Regions from separate parts of the Homo sapiens genome. Here region 2 is linked to region 1. A link is a loop called in an ENCODE intact Hi-C map of the cell type or tissue named here. Cell type or tissue: psoas muscle. All regions are shown on one strand. Each heading gives the region's core, and the rest is flanking DNA. Links, peaks and the distances in the headings are about the cores only. Region 1 has its middle 90 kb from the start of ADPGK. Region 2 has its middle 77 kb from the start of NEO1.

What was found. Hi-C counts contacts between places; a loop is a spot of excess contacts. Peaks named below come from ENCODE experiments on the same cell type or tissue, not always from the same donor. Only the 100,000 strongest peaks of a DNase experiment are listed, where the experiment ranks them.
Region 2: a loop joins it to region 1, with 1.9 times the contacts of the local background. A loop is called at or near these places in 2 of 110 quality-filtered maps.

Annotation. Positions count from the first base shown.
Region 1 is chr15:72,871,683-72,875,932 of GRCh38, reverse strand. No RefSeq gene overlaps it. Among named protein-coding and RNA genes, the nearest start is that of ADPGK, 90 kb to the right of the region's middle. In psoas muscle, for the core only: no CTCF peak of the experiment used is centred there; a DNase peak (open chromatin) is centred at 2,002; H3K27ac peaks cover 2,906 bases.
Region 2 is chr15:72,973,210-72,977,739 of GRCh38, reverse strand. No RefSeq gene overlaps it. Among named protein-coding and RNA genes, the nearest start is that of NEO1, 77 kb to the left of the region's middle. In psoas muscle, for the core only: no CTCF peak of the experiment used is centred there; no DNase peak of the experiment used is centred there.

The sequences.
Region 1 (4,250 bases), core at 1-4,000:
TGCAACAAAAAGTATAATCCATAAAAAGATAAAATTGATAAATCAGACATCAGCAAAATTAAGAACTTCTATTCCTTGATAGACATTATTAGGAGAGTCAAAAGACAAGCCACAGACTTAGAGATAATATTTTCAAAGAAGCATATCTGTTAGGACTTATAAACATAATATATAAAGAACTCTCAAAACTCAGTAATAAGACATACAACCCAATTTTTAAAATAGGTAAAAGGGTTTAAAGAGACACTTCACCAAAGAAGATATATATGGACGGCACAAGAAAACATTCTCAACATCATCAATCATCAGAGAAATGCGAATTATAACCATTACATCCCATTTGAATGTTTAAAATCAAACAGACTGATCATACCAAGCATCAGCAACGAAGTGAAGCCATCATTGTAAGCCTCATACACTGCTGGTGGAAATGTAAATCATGCTACCACTTTGGAAAACAGTCTGGCAGTTTCTTAAAACATTAAACTTACACCTACCATATAACCTGTCTGTTCCACTCCTATATGTTTATCCAAGAAAATGAAAGCATATGTTCATAAAAAGACTTGTACATGAATGTCCATAGCAGCTTTATTCAAACTAGCTAAAAACTGGAAACAACCCAAATGTCCATCAACAGGTGAATGCATACATAAATTATGATATATCCATGCAGTAGACAAGTTCTCAGAAATAAAAATGAATGAACCATTGATACATGCAACAATGTGGATGAATCTCAACATAATTATGTTCAATGAAATAAAAGACAGACAATAGGCCAGACACGATGGCTCATACCTGTGATCTCAACACTTTGGGAGGCTGAGGCAAGAGGATTGCTTGAGCCCAGGAGTTCAAGACCAGCTTGGGCAACAAAGGGACAGCTCATCTCTACAAAAAATTTAGAAATTAGCCAAGCATGCTGGTGTATGCCTGTGGTCCCAGTTACTCAGGAGGCTGAGGTGGGAGGATTGCTTGAGCCCAGGAGGCCGAGGCTGCAGTGAGCTGTGATTGCATCACTGCCCTCCAGCCTGTGTGACAGACCAATAACTTGTTTCAAAAGAAAAAGAAAACAATAACAGAGTACATACTCTATGATTCCATTTACATAAAATTCTACAAAATACAAACTATACTGACAGAAAATAAATCAGTAGTTGTTTGAGGACTGGGGGCAGGAAGTGTAGGCAGGGAGGAGTGGGAAGGAAAGATTACAAAACAGAATTTGGGGACATAATGGATATTTTCATTATCTTGATTGTAGTAATGGTGTCCAGAGTGTACACATACATGAAAACATACCACACCATGCATGTTAAGATGCAGTTCATTGGATGTCTATATCTCAATAAAACTGTTAGAAATAGACACAGAACACTAGGAAGGGAGGGTCTAAGATGTTTGGAGAATATCACTGAGAGAACATTGAGATTCATGACTCTGGAAGGTGAAGGATCCAATAGGTAATAATAGAAATAATAATTGTTATTATAGCTAATGATTATTGTCTGCCTACTATTTTATCATTTCACACAAGGGAAGGTACATGAAGCCCAGAGAATCTAAGCAACTGGCACAGGGTCACAGAACTGGTGAGAGGTGGAACAGGGATTTGGATCCCACACAGTTAACCAGATCACTGGGGAGTTTCTGGAACAGATTGCAGGGAGCCCTGGGTTTTCTATAGCACTGGAGAGATGCTGGCATAAGTTCAGTTGCAGTGACCCCCAGCCCTCCTGACTCTGCTGGGCCCTGCCCAGCCTCCACAAGCTCTTCTCCTCCTGTTTCTGCCGCTGGGCCATGCAGGCAGGGCCATCGCTGACAAGCTCAGATTTCGGCAGCATCGTTCTCATGAATTCCAAGCCAGGAGGCTGGGAGCCAGTGCTCCGAGAGACATTTGAGAAGATGAAGACAAAAGCTGTTGGGAAAAGTGACGCATGAGGGCATGCCTGAAATATCTGCAGGTTCAACTACTTCTCCAAATCATCCCAGAGCAGGCACGTGGCCCAGCAGTGACAGGTGCTCCAGCATGTCTCATGAGGCCTGGGAGAGCTTGCAAGAACCAGAAGAGAAAGAAGCAGACACAGGGAAGCCTCAAAGATCCTTTGCAGGAGGAACCAGACACCATGTAGGGGCTGAAGGCTTCATTAGGTCAGCGTGGCTGGCACAGGAGTGCCCTCCTGCAGAGCCAGCTGTCCTGGGCAGTGAGAGGAGACTCCCATGCATCCTTGTACTCCACGGACACGAGTCAGGATGTGGCCATACCCAACCAAGAACCCCATGGGGCTTTGCTATAGTCAGAAAGTCTGAGCTGGTTCCACTTCAGGGAAGGAAGGGAGGGGGTCCTGCCAGTTTTCTTGGCAGTGGAATTGTGTTTGAAAGATTGTTATCACCAATCTCCTTCTGCGACTGATGGTAGCTCAGGCCAGTATTTCATCAACAGTTCCCATTAGGGTGGCCTCATTGGAAACACCAAAAGGAACTACCACCAATTCCCTCTCCAATCTCCTCCTTCTCCCCTATATTAGTTTCCTATCCGATTACCACACACTTAGAGGCTTAAAACAACATGAATGTATTATCTTACAGTTCTGAGGTCAGAAGTCTGAAATAGGCTTCCCTGGGCTAAAATCAAAGCATTGGCTTGGCTGCTTTTCTTTCTGCAGACTAAGTATAAACCCATTATCTTGCCTTTTCCAGCCTCTAGAGACTGCCTGCTTCCTTGGCTCATGCCCCCTCCCATCTTCAAAGGCAACCATGTCTGGTTGAAGCATCTTTCTCATATCACCTCCCTCTGTCTTACGAAAACCCATGTGATTTCATCTAGCCCACCTGGATAATCCACGATAATCTTATTTTAAGGGCAGCTGATTGGCAAATTTAATTCCATCTGCAACATTAATTCTCCTCTACCATATGACCTAACATATTAGGACAGGTATTAGGACAGAGATGTCTTTGGGGAGCCATTATTCTCCCTACCACAAACCTGCCAAGAGAACTATATGTCTGGTTAATTAAAAGCATTAAACAAATCTTACGTTTCTAAAAAGTTTTTTTTCTTTTGAAAGGTGCGTCATAAGAGCCTTCTTCAGATTTGCTTTGGGCAAGGAGGTTGGTGAACAGGAGAAATTTTGCTTTCGTTCTTGGCAGAAAACATCACCAATGACACCCCACTACCCTCTCCCTGCTGAAAAGAGCCTGGGAGCCACCAGGGAAATGCTTGACTTTGTAAATGTATTTGCAGGCTTCAAATCCAAGCAGGAAGTGAAGCCAAATCCCCCAGGAAAAGATTTTCTAAAATGTCAAGAAGACTGCCATTTCTCAATCCTGAAAAGGTTGTCCACTTTGGGCAGCCAACCGGTTGCCTGTTTACAAAGACCCCTCTCTGTTTATTGTAGCCACAGTTTCCTCTGTGTTAAGCAGCCAAAGGGGAAGGTCTGGCATCCCATGCTCGGGAGAGCCCTTCTTTGGATTCTAGTCTTGCGGGTTGCTGGTCACAGAGCCATGCTGGATCTGGGCTGAGCACTGAGGATATGTTTTAGTTACCTGTGGCTGCCATAACAATTTATCACGAGCTGAGTGGCTTAAAACAACAGAAATTTATTTTCTCACAGTTCTGGAAGCCAGACGACTAAAAATCAAGGTGTCAGCAGAGCTGGCAAGGCTCTGCACAGTGCCGTCTGGAGACTCTGAGGGAGAAACCGTTTGTTCCCTGCTTCTCTTCTAGCCTCTAGTGGCTGTTGGCAATCCTCAGTGATCCGTGACTTGTGGCTGCATCATCCCAACCTCTGCCTTCTCCTTCACATGGTCTTCCTCGGGCTTTCTTCCATTGTCTTTGTCTTTTCCTCTTCTTATAAGGACACTTGTCATTGGATTTGGGCCCATCCAGTTAATCCAGGATGATCTCATTTCAAAGAACCCTTAACTCAATTACATCTGCAAAGACCCTTCTTTTCAAATAAAGTGACATTCACAGGTACTGTGAGTTAGGACTTGGACATTTTGGTTGGGGGTGCACAATCCAACCCCTCCAGGGAGAGATCTGGCTCCCAAATGGCATTGGGTGGAGTCCTGCCACTGAGTTTAAACCCCATCCCTCCAGGTGCAGTGAACTGCTTGAGGCCACCCTGCAGCATCACCACATGGTCCTTTCTAGCCAAAAATACCCTCTCCTCTGCCTGGAAAACTGGTTGCCCTTCAAAATTCATCTGAAGCATCACCTTCTGTATAAAGTCTTCCCTGGC
Region 2 (4,530 bases), core at 290-4,289, 100 kb before region 1:
TTCTGGAGGTGAGACGTCTGAAATGGGTCTCACTGGGCTAAAACCAAGGCGTTGGCAGGGCTGCATTCCTTTTGAGGGCCCTAAGGGAGAATCTGTTTCCTTGGCTTTTCCAGTTTCTAGAAGCCACCTGCATTCCTTGGCACATAGTACCTTTTCTCCATCTTCAAAGCCAGCAGCATAGCATTTTTCAACTCTTTTCTCTGACTCTGGCATGCCTGCTTCCCTCTTTCACCCAAATCCAGGATAATCGCCCCATCTTAAGAGTCTTAATCACATCTGTAAAGACCTTTTGCCACATATGGTAACACATTCACAGATCCTGGGGATTAGGACATGGACATCTTTGGTGGGAAGTAGGACATTATTTTGTCTACCATACCTTGGGCTTCCTAGACCTATCATTGACCTTGGCTCATGCTCTAAGAGTATGAAGGGCATCATGAGGGGTGCGAGGCCTCAGAAATATCTGGAGGAAGCCAGGCCAGGGAGTCGATGGATGTGTCATTAAAGTGGATAATTGCTCCAGATCCAAGAGATCATACAGGAGCTTACATCAGACCCTGGAACTTCAAGAAGGCTGTATAGTTTCAAGGTCATCCTAAACAGCTGCTTTGTCCCAAGCATGTCTGATCAGTTGAACCAGTCAGTATAGGCTAGCTTATATTGTGATAAAAATGATCCTCAAATCTTGGCCGCTTATAGCAAACTAGGTTTATTTGGTAATGCTACTCATCCAGTGGGGGTCAGAAGGGCTCACCTCTGTGCTCCTTACTCTGAGACCCAGGTTGACAGAGTAGCAGCCATTTCAAACATTACCAGTTGTCATGTCAAAGGGACAGAGAGAGATCATGGTCAGCAGAGGAGTGTCTTGCCCAGCAATTAAATACTTGGGCATAGAAATAACTTCTGTCACTTCTACTCACAATTCGTTGGCAAAGCTAGCAGATGGCTCCACCCAAACCCAATGGGATCAGGAAAGGCAATTTTACCATGAGCCTGGAGAACCGAGAATATTTAGTGAATAGCACTAATAATCACTGCACTTACTGTCTTCTACTAATTCCTGATATGAATGGAGGCTGTGTGCCCACCAGGGCCACTTTTGTATGTCCTAGGAATGATCTGAGCTGATCCAAATGCTAGTGTCAGGTAGAAGCAAATGGCAGCCCTGCATCATCACCATGTTGGCTCCTGACAGGCCTGGTTCATCCTGAGCTGCTCACTGTAAAGAAAGTCCCCGGGAAATGGCAAGGAATTGATATGCCTTTGAACTCCTGCAAACCTGGGTATGAGCCTCTGGAAATCAGCCTTATACTTGACAAGTTCTGTTCCAATATGGCTCAAAGGTTGCAAATTTGCGTGGTTCCTATCCAGGTGGGCTATGAGGGTATTTGCATGGCCCATTGATACCAAGACACTGAAGTGAAGCTGGCAGAGCTATGGGACTCATGCCAGCTACATCTAATTATCAGCAGGAAATAAAAACATGAACATAAGGTGAGCAACAATACCAAGCTCTCATGTATGCCTCCCCTCCAACCCTTGCCACCCGCCTTAAACTCCACAGGTAAGACTCCAAGCATCCTATAGGTGAAAGGTTCCACCAGCACTCCCCATTACCCTGCTGCTGTTGTGGGTGCTTGGCAGATACAACCACCTGGACTACGACCATTTGAAGCAGGTGGTGTATTGGGCCTATGGAACCAGAGTCTGTCTCACAAATTTGGAATGGGATGGATTTTAACCAAAATCTCCTTGCATTTTGGTGAGAAGCCAGAAACACTCTCTGGCTCAGAGAGGAAATTTAGGTGGTAGGTAAAAGGCTCTAGTACAGCTGGTTAATTCCTTTCCCTATGTTTCTTATAGGTGGACACAAGGCCCACCTGACTGGGTCCCCAAGCGCCATGTTTCATGATGGCATTCAAAGGGGGGTTGTGCCCATCTCTATACCCCTCCTTGCATTCTCTCTGCAGTTGCCTGCTTGGGTGGAAAAATAAAGAAGCTACTATACTCCTGCCACTGCTTCTCCTCATACACCTAGTGAGGCAACCCTAGTCCCAGCTTGGGCTGGATAGCAGATGCAGCCAATAGCCAGTGATGCTTTTGAGTGTGTGGCTGCAGTACTGGTCAGTTTACTGTGGCTCACTCGTCAGATGCAAGTGGCTGGTCTGTCCCTGTCCCAGAGCCCTCGCTGCTTGATATTATCTGCTTGAGTGGGTCTCCCTCATTCCTGACAACTCTTGAGTAGACTACTGACAGCTTGTGTGAGAAGACTCACCTCTGTGTCCCCCATCAGGCGTGGGCAAGCAAGTTGTGAAATCACCCAGCTGCAGCCTACAATTCTCTACAGTTGCAAGGAATCCTGGGTAGCAGGACTGTTGTTCCAGGGCAGGTGTGAGCAGTAGTGGTGCTGCAACTAGAGCCATCATGGTCAGTGGGCAAGGATGGTGGCACAAGGTGAGCAGCTGGGCTCTGGCCTCACTGCTGTCCTTAGCTGGTGAAGACCTCTCTGCATGGAGGATTCTCTGCTTTCTTCCTCCTCAGGATCAAGACTGAGTACCTTCAAAACGGAGGATAGATCTTCTTTATCATGCAACCAGTAGGACAGCCCTGGAAGTGTGGGTTCCTACCTACATGGCTTAAGCATCATGTAGATAGGCCACACTACACCGGTGTGAGGTGCAGCTCTGGACTCTGCATGGGTGGCTTCTAAAACAACTGAATGGAAATGTTTTCTGAGTTACTCAAATTTATCTAGATTTTCCCATTGGTAAATGCAAAACCTATATTGCATTGAAGCAGGGCCAATATCTTGGCTGGCAAATGGATTTTAAAATATCTTTGAAGAAGTGAACACAGAGGGCCCAGGGAAGGTTGAGGGGTAACTCCGTTTCCTCCTGTAGAATCTACCTTGAGGTCTGAGGGACACTGGCCACAAAGCACTTTCATATTCTGGCTGTGTGGCCTAAGATTTCCCAGGGATAAGTGATATAAAGGTGACCAATTGATCAATGGAGGAAATTTCTCTTTATAGAAGCAGTCTAGCTAATAAATGAAGAGAATGATAGAATGTCACTATTTTATAACACTTAATGATATACATGAAATAGATTTAGACAATGGCACTCAAAGGCTGGTAATATCACACACACAAAATTGACATTATATGCTCTCTGATGAAAGAACACACCACTACCTATAAAGCATTATTGTAAAAAAAAAAAAAAAATCAAACCTGAATTCAACAAATCTCGTCATCTAATTACCAATTAAAAAACAGGGACAGAGGAATGTGTTAAAAAAATACCACAGGGACTGGTGATCCGCAAAATTTAGGCTATGGGAAACTATAGTTCAATAACTTAGTTTATTTAATAAATTTTGAAAGCAAAAGAAAACCTATATGAAGAAAAGACTTAAAGCCACATAAACTGATTATAATGTATGGACATTATTTGGATCCTGACTTGAACTAATGTAAAAATAAATGGAGACACTGAGGACATTTTAACACTGGCCAGATATTTGGAGACATTAGGAATTATTCTTATTGTTAGGTATAATAATGGAATTGTTATATCCAAAAGAGTCCTTATCTTTTGGAGCTATATGCTAAACTAATTACAGATTACATGATATCTGAAATTTGCTTCAAGATCGTCCAGGTAGAGCAAGAGGTAAGGAGTGAAGGTAAAAGCAGCTGGGCATGTAATTGAAATAAGTCTATTTGGGAGGCCGAGGAGGGCGGATCACCTGAGGTCCGGAGTTCGAGACCAGCCTGGCCAACGTGGTGAAACCCCATCTCTACTAAAATACAAAAATTAGCCAGGCGTGGTGGTGTGTGCCTGTAATCCCAGCTACTCAGGAGGCTGAGGCAGGAGAATCATTTGAACCTGGGAGGTGGAGGTTGCAGTGAGCTGAGATCACACCATTGCACTCCAGCCTGTGTGACAGAGCGAGACTTCATCTCAAAAAAAGTGTGGCTGTGAGTTGACCATTGTTGGAGTTGGGTGATGGGTAAAGGGGGCATCATATTATTCTCTCTACTTTTGTATATGCTTGAAATTTTCCAGAAGAAGAGGAGGAGGAAGTGTGTGGAGAGAGAGAGAGAGAAAGAGAATATAAATCGGATTGTAAGGCAGGCGGTCAGGCAGAGGAGACTGGCAGCAGGGGTGGAGTAGAGGGCTGTGAACTGATGAGAAGATCAAGGGGTCAGACTCCAGGGGTCAGTGTCTGGGGCCTTCCATGCATAAGACTCACCTGATTGGAAGTTCTCCTCCCACCTTTTCCTGGACTGTACCCCCAAACCAATATGTCTCAGAGTCTGAACAGTAAGAGGCTGCCACCAGCACTTCTGATTCAAAATAAGAATAACTAACTACCTGTCCCCCTGGAAATTACCAGCATGCTTCTCCTTCTCAGGTGGGGAATGTCTGGTTCTTCCTTTGACCAAGGGCAGTATTTCTAGTACTGTGTTCTCAGAAGAATCAGTCACAGGCCAAGCATGGTGTCTCACGCCTGTAATCCCAG